Linked DNA regions of Homo sapiens: all the other regions are linked to region 1. The links are chromatin contacts, found by Hi-C or POLR2A ChIA-PET in ENCODE. All regions are on one chromosome and are shown on one strand. Each heading gives the region's core, a stretch centred on a gene start or an enhancer-like site at or near the end of the contact. The rest is flanking DNA. Distances are from core to core; before and after follow the strand shown.

Region 1 (4,154 bases), core at 619-3,118:
ATAAAAAAGGATGAGTTCATGTCCTCTGTAGGGACATGGATGAAATTGGAAATCATCATTCTCAGTAAACTATTGCAAGGACAAAAAAACCAAACACCGTATGTTCTCACTCATAGGTGGGAATTGAACAATGAGAACACATGGACACAGGAAGGGGAACATCACACACCGGGGCCTGTTGTGGGGTGGGGGGACGGGGGAGGGATGGCATTAGGAGATATATCTAATGTTAAATGATGAGTTAATGGGTGCAGCCCACCAACATGGCACATGTATACATATGTAACAAACCTGCACGTTGTGCACATGTACCCTAAAACTTAAAGTATAATTAAAAAAGAAAATTACCAGGGATTCATATCTAATCTCCAATGAAATATTGAAAAGTTAAGTTATTAAAATTGCCTTTAAGGCTTTGATGATAACCAGCATTTGCCTAATATCTTTCATCTGTGAGTTTTCAAAATATTGTAAAATTAGTATGAGTAACTCAATTTTACATATGGGAAAGCTGAGGGACAGGGTGGAATAAAAACTTGCCCAAGTTTATACAGAGAAGCAAGAATGGAACCTAGCTTATGATCTTCCTGTAAATCACAGAACCATGGTGTTCTGAAATGAAAGGGTCTGGATGATTATCTGGTTCTACCCTCTGAGTGTAGAGGCTGCGGTGCAGGAGGGTCTAATGACTGGTCCAAGGTCACAAAGCTAGTTAGTAAGTGAGCTGCAGTAACAATCATGCTCCGTGAATCCCACTGCTGGGTTTTCTTCCCTTGTTCATATGGCCTGAATATACAGTATCCCTTGGTATTGGTAGGGGATTGGTTCCAGGACCTCCTGCCAATACTCAGAACTGCAGATGCTCAAGTACCTCATATAAAATGGCATAGTATTTGCACATACCTCCTCCTGCATACTTTAAATCATCTCTAGATTACTTATAATACCTAATACAACACAAATGTTCCATAAATAGTTGTTATACTGTATTGTTTTTTATTTCTATTACTTTTTATTGGTGTATTGTTAATTTTTATTGCTTTTATTCCCCCAAATATTTTCAATCCACAGTTGGTTGAATCCAGATGCAGATCCAGGGACTGGGAGGGCTGATGGAGGGCTGACTGTGTTTCTGCTCAGGCAGATGTGAAGTGAGCCCTAAAAGAACTTCCCACTGGCCAAGGTACTTTCTAACTGCAGAATCATGCTTCTTCCCATATTCCCCCAAGGGATAATTGGCTCTAAGAGGGCTGACTATCCATCCTTCCTCTGAGGCTTGAAGACCCAGTATGAGATCCAGGTTGAGGATAAGGAAGGGTGGCTTAAGGAAGTCCACCCAGCAGTCCTTGTTTCAACTGGACAGTGGCATCTCCCAGACTCTTCAACTGCATCTGCTGCTGCAGAGGCTGCCAGTCATCAAACTGGAGGTCTGGTAGTTGCTAAAATGGCCTGGCAGAATTTGGTGGCTACTGACTGGACTTATTGGTTCCATTGAAGTGTCTTAATGGTGCCTTCTTCAACTTGAAAATGCTTGTGATTCTTCCTCCTACAGGCCACCCCTAAGCAAAGAACAACCTCCTATTTTTCGTTTAAGTATTATTTTGGCAACCACAAGAGATGGCAACCCTGCTGCAGTTGAAAATGTGCTCCACATCAAAGCCACACTTTCTTTTCAGCAGACTCACAAAGCTTTTTATTTCCAGCCCTCCTGAATACTCCACACGCCACCAATGTTTACATTTTTGTCCAGCCTACGCGTCTTTTCCTGCTTAAGAACCATATGCCCTATCACTTTAGTCATGTGGCTAACACACCCTGCTTCCTTCCTTTTCCTCCGGCTTTTCTGGCCTCTGACTCAGTTACACCCATCCTGGCAGGTAGAGAACTTTTTTTTAACGTATCAATTCTTGCCAGTGCCCTCTGATGTGGTTCTCTTGTGCAGCATAGAAAAGTTCCAAGAGTCCCCAGTGTTCCTCACTACTGATCCCTTCATACTAAGTATTTCACTAAATGTTCTCTGATGGTGACCACTGTAGAGTTTGTTTCATCTGAAGTCTGCTTGTACTGTTCTTATCCTTAGTAAACAGGAGGCAGTAAGAAGTGTTGTTTGGGTTTGCAAGAAAGGTACAAATTTAATGAGGCTGCAATCTGTATCTTGCCTCAAAAATGAAAATAGAAACCCCATTCTACCCAATTACATTAGGTGGAAAAAATGCAACAGTCATATTGGGAGCAGTAAAGCCAACACTGCATGTTCTCACTCATAGGTGGGAATTGAACAATGAGAACACATGGACACAGGATGGGGAACATCACACACCGGGGCCTGTTGTGGGGTGGGGGGAGGGAGGAGGGATAGCATTAGGAGATATACCTAATGTAAATGATGAGTTAATGGTTGCAGCACACCAACATGTCACATGTACACATATGTAACAAACCTGCACGTTGTGCACATGTACCCTAGAACTTAAAATATAATGAAAAATATATATATATAAAAATTAAAAAAAATTAAAAAAAGAGACTTATTCTCGAATCCTGTTAAAGAAAGCGGAAGTGAATTTTCCAGAGAACTCCCCATTCTTTCATAGTGCAACTCCTTAAAACATCAAGTCAAGCCATCTTCTTAGGTTGTGGCTGGACTTTGTAATTAAGTCATTCAACAAAATATTTATTGACTCACTACCAGGTTTGGGGAACTGTGCTAGGTTCTGGAGATAGAGGAGTGAGCAAAACACATGCAATGCCTGCCACCATGGAGATTACAGTCTAGTAGAAGACTATGCATTGGCTGCCTACCTTGCTCAACTAGGTCAAGTCAGTCAGTTGACATGTTAAAAAGTTAAATATCCATGGAATACAGGGTATTATATAAGGATATAGATGATTTGGTGTTGAGATCTTTAGTAATAAGTCCTGCTAAATCTGGAAGCTGCAATAAAGTCCGGCTTAGGGTCAGCAGCCTCCCCAGCAGCAGGCCCCACTGCGCACTAGGGCAGAGACAGTAGCCAAGTCAGCCTTTTGGGTGCTCTCTAGGCACAGCATGGGCTAGAGGACACTTTTCACCTACTTACACGGCATGGAACATTCCAAGAGGGCCCACACTCTGTGCTATGTACATAGTCTCATTGAATACTCATAATTACCCTGGAAGTAGGTTTTGTTGTTTCTGCTTTATGGAGAAACTGAAAGTCAGGAAGGAAAGTGACTTGTTCAAGATCAATAGCTAATGTCAGGTCTGAGCTCAGATCTGTTGACTCCAAAGTTCTTGCTTTCAGGGGATGATCACACACTCTTAAACCAGAGAAATTAAGATCTGCAATGTAATATCTTAAAACTGAAAACCTGCCAAAGTCATCATTTGTGTAATAGAGAAGATATACTTTCAGAAAGAAGCTGTTTGACGGTTAGATCCATAAGGATGGGGTTCAGTAGTAAAATATTTTCCCTCCACCTCACCTTTTCTTTTCTTATCTCAGAGCTTTTAACTACAGAAGTACCCTTTGATTTTACACACACACACACCACACACACCCCTACATCAGTTTCAAAAGATGTATTTCACATCTGGATCTACTATTTCATTTTTTGCCCCAGTCCAGACCACAACAAAAACACCAACACAAAAACATGAGTAAAAGGGAAATATTGTAGGAGCATTCACATGAGAATTGTTATTTAGAAATCATGTCCCTGAGCTCCACTTGTTTTGCCTCTCTGATCCAGTCCCCAATTCTCCAGACAATGTAATAGTTTGTCATACCCTAAAGGAAAACAAAAAAGCCAAAAACTACTTCAAAGCACAGAAAGTCCTCACTAACTTAAAAGAAATGATCAAGCAATTTAATATGAAAATAAGTCAAACTTATTTTAAAAAACAAACATAATTTGAGTCCTATTGAATGAAGCAAAATAAATAATTAAGTTTTTTTTTTGAAGCAGATTATTTTGGAAGGAAATCAGGCTTTTGTAAGAATTCCTATGGTTGTTGAGTGTGGTCAGGTGGTTGCAACATGGGTATGGAAATGTAGAATTCATGGCCTCCTTCTCCAAATCGTGAATGTCTGATGTACTATAAGCTTTCAGAAAACTTGTTTACAAACTCTATGCTGTTGTTTGGCTGTCTATAACATCAGCATTACTTTTACAAT
Region 2 (4,067 bases), core at 119-2,618, 330 kb after region 1:
ACATGGAAAAGTCTGGTGAGATGAACAAGTGGGACTGCAGCACTTGCATGTTTCTCCTGACAGTGTGGCTGCTCTTATTTTGATGGAAGTATCCCCAGTTCCAAGACCACTGGACATCTCCCACATTTTAATATAATTTATTTTATACATACAGAAGGAGAACAGCATCTTTATGTCATGCTTTAGGTTGGATAGGAAAAATCAAGTCCAGAAAAATATTATTAGCGCTGCATCTCTTAACCAGGTCAGGTTGCAAGGAGAAAGGGTATACTACGAGTGAGTCAAATCTAGAAGAAGCTGAAAGTAAGAAAGAGGTGCTATGACAAACTGATTGCAGATAAGATGATGATAATCTAAGACCTTTTTTTATTACCAGCACAATGTTAGGCTTGTTACAAAACAGTCATCTCTTGCAAAGCACCTGAAGGTTGATGTGGAAAGTCTGAGCAACTGGAAAGGAAACCTCAAAGTCGAAGCACACTGTTAAAAGCTGTGTATCAAGGTTGAGGTCCTTTGTAACTATACACTTTCCAGAGTGATTGAATAGATGGTTGGGTCTCATCGAAACTTGCATCTCTCTCTTGAATTAAAGCGAAGACCAGCCTCACTTTGTAGCTTGCTTTGCTTTTCCCTGTCCCTGCCCAGGAGACCTGTCCCTTTCTAGCCCGCTTTAGCACTGTGGATGTCTGACTCTGAATTGAATTGTGAGAGCTGTGCTTTCTGGGGATCTCCTAGCTGTAAGCATCTAGAAGATCAGTATAAGCATCTTCATGTGGTAATTGTCCTTTTGAGTTATGTGCCTGTAGTAGGTTTTCTGTCTGTTGTTCTTTCTCTTATCAGTAACGGGGAAAATGGCAGTGAGAAGCAGCATGTTGGGGGGCGGGGGTGAAGAGTGAAATTGGACTGTTAGACTCCATGATAGTCAAAGGACATAACATCCTATTTTACTGTCCTTCAGAAGAGCTAAAATGTTCTCAGAGAGTGACAAAAAGATGATAGTTACTTCCTTGACAGCAACATAGGGAGAAACTTTATGAAAAGCTAGAAAATTTATATGCATCTGACTTCAGTGACTATCCAAAATAAATTTCAAAGTATACAATTTTTTTTTTTACAAGACAGCTCAAGTAGCACCACCATTTCCCTTTAAAAAAAATAAAATAAGCCTTTTCCCTGATTGTAAGGATTATGCACAATATTCTAGATAAAAATTTTGGAAAGCATAAGAGACGAAAATTACCTATAGTCTCACAAGTTAATATTGTGGTTTACATTTCAGTGCATATACTTCTGGTCTTTTTTTCTCTTTGTAGACTTTCTACGAAATTTCATATTTTTCCCAGAAGTCAGGCTGCTAGATCTGTGTGATCTTTACCAAAAAAAGAAAAAAAAAAAAACACCTTTCTCTGTCTCTCTGCTTATAAATTCTATCAAGTTTGCCTGCAAAGGTCATTGACCTCAGCTCTTCTTCCGAGGCATGGGTCCATATATTCGTGCAGAATAAAACCAATAAAAGTCATAATGAGGGGCAGAGAGAGTGGATTGTTTAAAGGCTCACTCCTTTCGAGCAAGATCAATGAGTCTTTTTATCTTAAGAGGCATGTGAGATGTGGGGTTTTTTTGTATTTTCCAATCATGCACAAGTGACCAGCCAGCTGTTGGACTCTGGGTGACAATGCTTGTATCTGACCTGCTGTCTGATTTTTTCTCATTCTTCTGTCACTACCCATTTTTCAACCTGTGTCCGCCTCCATGCAGATGGGTTTCCTCTCTCTGTGCACTCACAGAAGTAGAAAAGGAATGTAAATATGTGTAAACTCCCCTTCATTGGTGAGTGTTTTTAGATGACCATGTAATGTCACTTTTTCTTGCATATTTTTGACCAACTTGACTGGGTTTTGGAAAAATAATTTGTATTTCTCCCACTGATCTTTGCAACTCATCCAGGATAGGTAGTCTTCTGGAGCTATGGGATGGCTCGGAACCAGAAGTTGAGCTTTAGAGTCTAGTGCTGGCTCTACCACTTTGCAGCCCGATGACCTCATACAAGTCACTTTATAACTTGTGTTGCATGAAACGACAACAAAAGTACCCTAATGTGTGTACATCAGTGCACCATATTGTCGCTGGCTTGCTTCCACTGGACACTGAAAATGAAGCCCATCATCTTTCCTCATCCTGCCTGCCTGCCCCATCCTAGTCCGTAAAGGCAGCCTCAATCTTGAAAACCTGGAAGCCTCTTTCTCCTGGCCTTTCCCCTTCACCCGGCACACCCAGGCTGTTACTGTCTTCTTCCCTTCCTTATTACCTCCTGCCTGGAGTTTCATCTCCTAATGGCTGGTTTTGTTCTTAACATTACACATTATAGGTGTTTGCATATATGTCTTACCTCCTTGAGTAGATACTAAGTTTCTTGGGAATAGTGATGAGATTTTACTTATCTTTGTCTCCTTGTCATGCTTCCTTGGGATAGCACCTTAACATGGTAGGCATTTATTTACTTAAGTACTTTTTGAGTTGGATAGGTGAAATTGACTGATCAGACCGTTGATCTCCCTGAGCCATATCTGGGCTCACCTCTGAGCATTTGTGACTGGGTCTGGTAGTAGCTTTGTATCCCAGGTGGGGCACTGGATTCGGGGTGGCAACATTTGGAGCCCGACTGCAGACCCAGCTGCCTGACTTGTCTGAATATCACTTTCGTCATTGACTGACTGAGGGTGGTTAGAATTTATTGAACGCTTAGGCTCCTTCAGCTCTGGAATTCTACATTAATAAACTGCTTTGCACTTGATTACTTTGAAGTGGAAGTTTCCCCCCTTTCTTTATAAGGTAAATGAATATTTCATCTCAAGCCCAGGAGTCACTTTGCACATATCCTGTGATGGGAGGCTAATGAAAGCTTTGATAGAGACCTTAAATTGGGAGAGATGGGATCATATCCATTGCTCTATCATAAGAATTTCACCAGGTCTATAGAGAAACGAGATAGAAGACTTAAAATTTTCATTCATAGCTGTACAACTCATGATTTGAAACATTATTAAAATTAATTTTGAAAACACTTGGGAAAATGGAGATGTTTGAGGTAAAAACAATTTTTGAAATTCAAAGAGTGGCTTTTAACCTTTTCATTAGAACCCTAGTAGTCTTCTTAAGGAGTGGATATTAAAAGCGGGTTCAGGCTGGGCGTGGAGGCTCACACCTGTAATCCCATCACTTTGAGAGGCTGAGGCGGGCAGATCACCTGCTGTCAGGAGTTCGAGACCAGCCTGGCCAACATAGTGAAACTCCGTCTCTACTAAAAATACAAAAATTAGCCGGGTGTGGTGGCACACGTCTGTAGTCCCAGCTACTCAGGAGGCTGAGGCAGGAGAATTGCTGGAACCCGGGAGGCAGAGGTTGTGGTGAGCCAAGATTGTGCCACTGCACTCCAGCCTGGGCAACAGAGCAAGACTCCATCTCAAAAAAAAAAAAAAAAAGTGGATTCTTCATGCAATTTTAAGTTTAAAAAAAGCAGTGTTTTTAAATGTAGGAAAAACGTAAACCCATAGTATTAAGCTCTGAGGGTTAAATATGTATCGTTTCCAGGTTATTGATGAAGACTAACTGGGCCTGATGACAGAGACTTTTGCTCATGCCTGTGATTTTAGAGTCTGCACGTTCTCTTCAGCTCCCGTGTCACATGCCTATCTCTCACCTGGCAGCTGAGAACAAGCCTAGAAGACAGTGCGGACTCCCAGGAGGCTTGCACATTCCCTAATTGTCCTCTGGCAGTTTGGAGGATACCTGAAAAGGCACACCTCCAACTCCTAGCTGTCAGTTCACCGGCATGCCCCCAGAGAGTCAGATTGATGCCATTTATGGAACTCCAGAGAGAGCCCTGGAAGGGGAGGGGCAAGGAAAACTAATAACAGCCCTTTTGCCATCATGGGGAGATAGGCCCAGGAATTGAGGGCGGGGAGTGGGAAAGAGCATTCATAGGTATGTCCTTCATACGATAGTTTGGGTGTCACCTGTCTGCCTAAACATATACAATATGTCGTACTTTGCTGTGGGTTGGACAC
Region 3 (4,098 bases), core at 389-2,888, 400 kb after region 1:
TGGCAGTCTCCCTGGGACAGAAATCTGACAGCATAATGGTTGCAACTCAGCTAAAGCCATTTAATGAAATCTATATTCAAGGACAGGACAATTAACCCTAGAAGCAACGCTGTAATTCCATATTCAGAGACTCACTTGAGGACTGTTTTATTTCAAGAAATAATATGAAGATACAGCACATGATAGAAAAATATCTAAATAACTCTACAAAGTCAGCCCAACTCTAAAGATCGTGTTCTCAATAATGCAGAGCAAAAGAGGCAAACTTTCAGAAACAGAGAAACAAAATACAGAGATTGGTGTGCCAAGTGACAGTTAGATGTGGAATCATGTTTTAAACTAATAATTCTTAAACTTCTTTAGAATCAAGTACTTCTGACAATCAGACACCCTTTCCATAAAAAATGCACATATAACCCAAATTCTGCGTCAACTTTAGGAGGTTCATTGGACACCCTCTCCTACCTCCCTCCAGTTAAGAGCCCCTAACTCCAGACAAGACAGCAAAGGAAAGCTTCCTCAGTGAACTCCAGATCAGCACAGCTGAGGGGCTGGGACTTGCCCAACATCTGCTTCTTTGTCTGGCTCAGCAGCACCACCTGCCAACCATTCTTAGCATGAACAACAGAGGCACTTAGCAACAACTCAGAAACAGCATTTTTACTCATCAGCAGCTGCCTATGTGCCCGCCCTACACAGCACCTTGGGACATATGAAGATGAGGAGGAGCCAGAGTGCCCCAGAAAAGAGAGTATAGTAAGGGAAAGAAAACACCTGCCATGCCACAGGGAAGACAGTGACAAGTGACCCAAGGGAGAGCCAAAGCAAGAAGAGTTGTGATGACAGAGATGATGTCCAGCTGGGAGCTCTGCAGACACTCAGGTGGGGCAACGTGGGAATGGCAGGAGTAGTTGGCGGTGATAACAGCAGGGGCAGAGGTTGGCCAGAAGGAAGGCTCTCTGGCAGAGCTTGTAGATGGCAGGAAACCAGAGAACCACTGAGCCTGTCTTGAGCAGGGGCGACAATGTGAGCAAGATGTCACATGGTGACTGGGGGGCAGGCTCATGGTGCTCCCAGGCCTGTTGCCAGCAGAGCCCTCCTGAGAAGAGCTGACCATTTGGCCCCACCATCCTGCCCACACTGGCCATTAGGAGTGGGTGCCTGGCAAGGGCAGCAGTCCACTGTCAGACACAGCCTATCCAGCCTCTGTCCCTCTGACTCACAGGAGTGACAGTGACTGGGGCATGCATCAGGCCTCAGTCACAGTGTGAACGAACAAGAGCAATAGGAAGAGTGAGGACGGAGCTGGGATACTGGGAAAGAAGGCCCAACATGGAAGCCAAAATGAGTGGACAAACAGCAGAGCAAAAGGGCGTGAGCCTCCACGAGATCCCATGGGGACTGGCAAGAAGTGTTAGTGGCAGAGGCCCGGTCATCCAGGAGGCCTGACCTACAACAGCACACACATCCTTCCAGAGAGCCTGCACCACTCAAGGCAGCATTGGCCAAACCATGTGCCTGGAACCCCAGGTGTATCAACAGTGGGGTACAGAAAATTTCTCCTTGCATGAGTTCAGAAACAGTCACAGAGCTCCTGCCGAGGCTGTGCAGGGGGTGTGTGGGCAGATGCAGTAGGCGGTGTCTCAACTTCCTGGACAATATGATACTTTCTCAGTAAGTGCAGTAGCGGGGACCAGTCAGGAAAAGACATGAGTAGCGTGAATTACTCTGCTACCTAAGGAACCTCATGAAGGCAGCCTGACTGGGATGGGGAAAAGGTGGGATGAAGAGGTGGAACAGGCATGACAGGAAGGAATCAAAAGTGATGAACAGATGTGGCAGACGAGAAGGAGCCTCCAGATGCTTGAAGCTTCAAGGTGGAACTGTATGAACGGAGATGGCACGGTGGGCATGCTCTGAGCACTCCTCTGTGTTGGCTGAGAGGAGGGAGCAGGTGGTGGGCGGGGGGACATGGTAAGAGGCCTAGGGTGTGACTGTAGTGTGCAGTAGGGAAGCAGCACCCACCCCAGGCAGGACACCCAGCAACTTCAGAAGCAGATTCTGAGAAGGTGGTGGAAAAAGAAGCAGAGGGACCAGCAATGATAGGCTGTTGAAGCCCATGCCCAGAGCAAGCTAAGAGCATGTCCTGAGGCCAGGTCCTGCTCTTCCAGCTTCAGCCCACAGGCGGCCAGGGATGGTGAGGGCTAAAGGGCATGCACCTATGCAGAAAGGGACCACAGACAAGAAGAGGGCTTTCAACTTACCATCTGATACTTGGTGCATTGGAGAATGCATCAAATGGACAGTGAGGAAAACACCATTAAAAGGTGGATCTCTCACATGCTACATTCTAAAACATTACATTTTGTTAAAAAAAAAAAAAAGACATACAACTGCCTTTCAAGGTAGGGTAAAATGCTCTGTGCTTTCTTTGAGGTGTAATTAGGCATATTTGTTGATAGATAAACCAGAACTGTTGGTTTGATCTTGGAGCAAAAGTGAGGCAATTGCTTCCATAAACCATAGAGAAAAGTTTTAATATTTAAAGCAGATTTTGAGGAAGCAAATGTGCTTTCATCTCTCTGGAAGAGCTGGTGTAAATGTTTTGTTTAAAAAATGACACTCTCAGGAGTGAGCATTTATGAATGAAGTAATTGAAAACAATTACACTTGCTTTTTATCCAGTCCTATTAAGGCTTGTTTGCCTTTGAAGCAGACATGAGAGCTACCTTTCCAGAAACCAGGGAGGGAAAGCAGGCAGGAGAATGCAGATCAATTTAGAGGCCTGGACCCTGTCCCAAATCTGATATTTCTACAGCAGAGAAAAGCATTCTTTGTCAATCAAGTACTGAGGAAAACTGTTTACACCATTCTTAAGGTTACAAAAAGTACATCATGACATCACTCAGTAAGGACAGACTACTAAAAACTGTCCTTACCACATATCGGCCTTGTCACATATTTCTAATCACCTGTCAGTCACAAGTTTTAGAACCTTAAGGAACTTTCAAGATCTCCTAGCCTAGTGATTTTTACATTATGATTATTTTTAAAAGCAGTAAACCTTTTAATCAAAAGCAGAGATCCAGGATATCAATCTGGGCCGGCCATGCAATTGCTCTGGCTGGGACTGTAGTGGGGGTGGTGGGAGTTCCAGAAACCTTTCTCAGAGGCCCACAGGGAAGCCAGGAGGCCCTGGGAAAACAGTGAAAAAGGTACCAGGGCTCAGGGTGCAGCTGAGCTCACAAAGCTAGAAAACAGACACTGCTTCCTCCATTGTGCACGGCCCGACCCCTCCTAGAGACACTGAGAATTCCAGACAGTGGCGCCAGGAGCTGAGGTCTGCTGCTCCTGGCCTGGGTCAGAAGGATACCTCGTTCATACAGCCTGATTGCTTCCATGAGGTATGGAACCAGGAGGCGGTTCACAATAAACCCAGGAGTGTCCTGTTTTGGGAGACAGAAAAACAAAAAACTAGTAAATTTTCATTAAATGGTATCTTTTGTGAAGTCACCAAATTGCCCCTTCTTACCCTGGATCATGTTTGCCCCCATTTATCAAGCTGTACATTTTCAAAATTTGCAGCATGGCCTTATTTCTATCTCATATGACAATTTATCCAACAATCATAGTACTTAAAAAAACATTCAAACCCAGATGCCCCACTGCACAGATCCTGACATAAAGACAGATCAAGGCACAGGTGTGACCTGGAAGAGCATGGCTTTGGGAGAGACAGATTTGGGTTCAATCTTGAATACTCTCTTGGTCCTTCTGTCACTCTGAATCTGTTTCATCATCTGTGAACTGGGGGTGACAGTTTGTCTCAAAGTTGTGAAGATAAATCAGAAAACACATAAAATGCTGTACACACAGCCCTACACCCATCCCTTTATTCCTCCTCTTTCCTCCCAATTCCCTTTCAAGAATCGACAAAACGTCACACTCCACCTTGAATGGTCCTCAAAGGAGGACTGCTTTCCAGGCTCCTTGGAGCCACTCCTCGGCTACTCAGCAACTTCTCAGGTTCCAGCGCACACTGCAGTGGAGCTGACTTGAGGGCACGTGCTCCGACAAAGGAGCAGAGCCTCTGACAGA

Evidence for each region. Hi-C counts contacts between places; a loop is a spot of excess contacts on that map. ChIA-PET counts read pairs that join two places held with the same protein, here RNA polymerase II (POLR2A). Pooled maps may share reads with other maps.
Region 2: a pooled map shows a loop between it and region 1 (5-fold over the local background). The contact joins two enhancer-like sites. A Hi-C loop is called at or near these places in 1 of 168 maps with a recorded cell type or tissue (naive thymus-derived CD4-positive, alpha-beta T cell) and 9 of 50 pooled maps. POLR2A ChIA-PET finds 5 or more read pairs at or near these places in 3 of 52 experiments (CD4-positive, alpha-beta memory T cell, activated naive CD4-positive, alpha-beta T cell and naive thymus-derived CD8-positive, alpha-beta T cell).
Region 3: a pooled map shows a loop between it and region 1 (4-fold over the local background). The contact joins two enhancer-like sites. A Hi-C loop is called at or near these places in 1 of 168 maps with a recorded cell type or tissue (naive thymus-derived CD4-positive, alpha-beta T cell) and 9 of 50 pooled maps. POLR2A ChIA-PET finds 5 or more read pairs at or near these places in 3 of 52 experiments (IMR-90, activated CD4-positive, alpha-beta T cell and activated T-cell).

Annotation. Positions count from the first base shown.
Region 1 is chr4:108,431,610-108,435,763 of GRCh38, reverse strand. No RefSeq gene overlaps it. Among named protein-coding and RNA genes, the nearest start is that of RPL34-DT, 190 kb to the left of the region's middle. Within about 2 kb of position 1,868, at least 2 of the 41 ENCODE cell types and tissues checked have a DNase peak (open chromatin) inside an H3K27ac peak, as active enhancers do.
Region 2 is chr4:108,104,597-108,108,663 of GRCh38, reverse strand. The region is part of intron 3 of LEF1 (lymphoid enhancer binding factor 1); the gene reads left to right. Among named protein-coding and RNA genes, the nearest start is that of LEF1-AS1, 61 kb to the left of the region's middle. Within about 2 kb of position 1,368, at least 2 of the 41 ENCODE cell types and tissues checked have a DNase peak (open chromatin) inside an H3K27ac peak, as active enhancers do.
Region 3 is chr4:108,027,036-108,031,133 of GRCh38, reverse strand. HADH (hydroxyacyl-CoA dehydrogenase) reads right to left here. Exons shown (of 8, transcript NM_005327.7): 6 at 3,374-3,446. Among named protein-coding and RNA genes, the nearest start is that of HADH, 39 kb to the right of the region's middle. Within about 2 kb of position 1,638, at least 2 of the 41 ENCODE cell types and tissues checked have a DNase peak (open chromatin) inside an H3K27ac peak, as active enhancers do.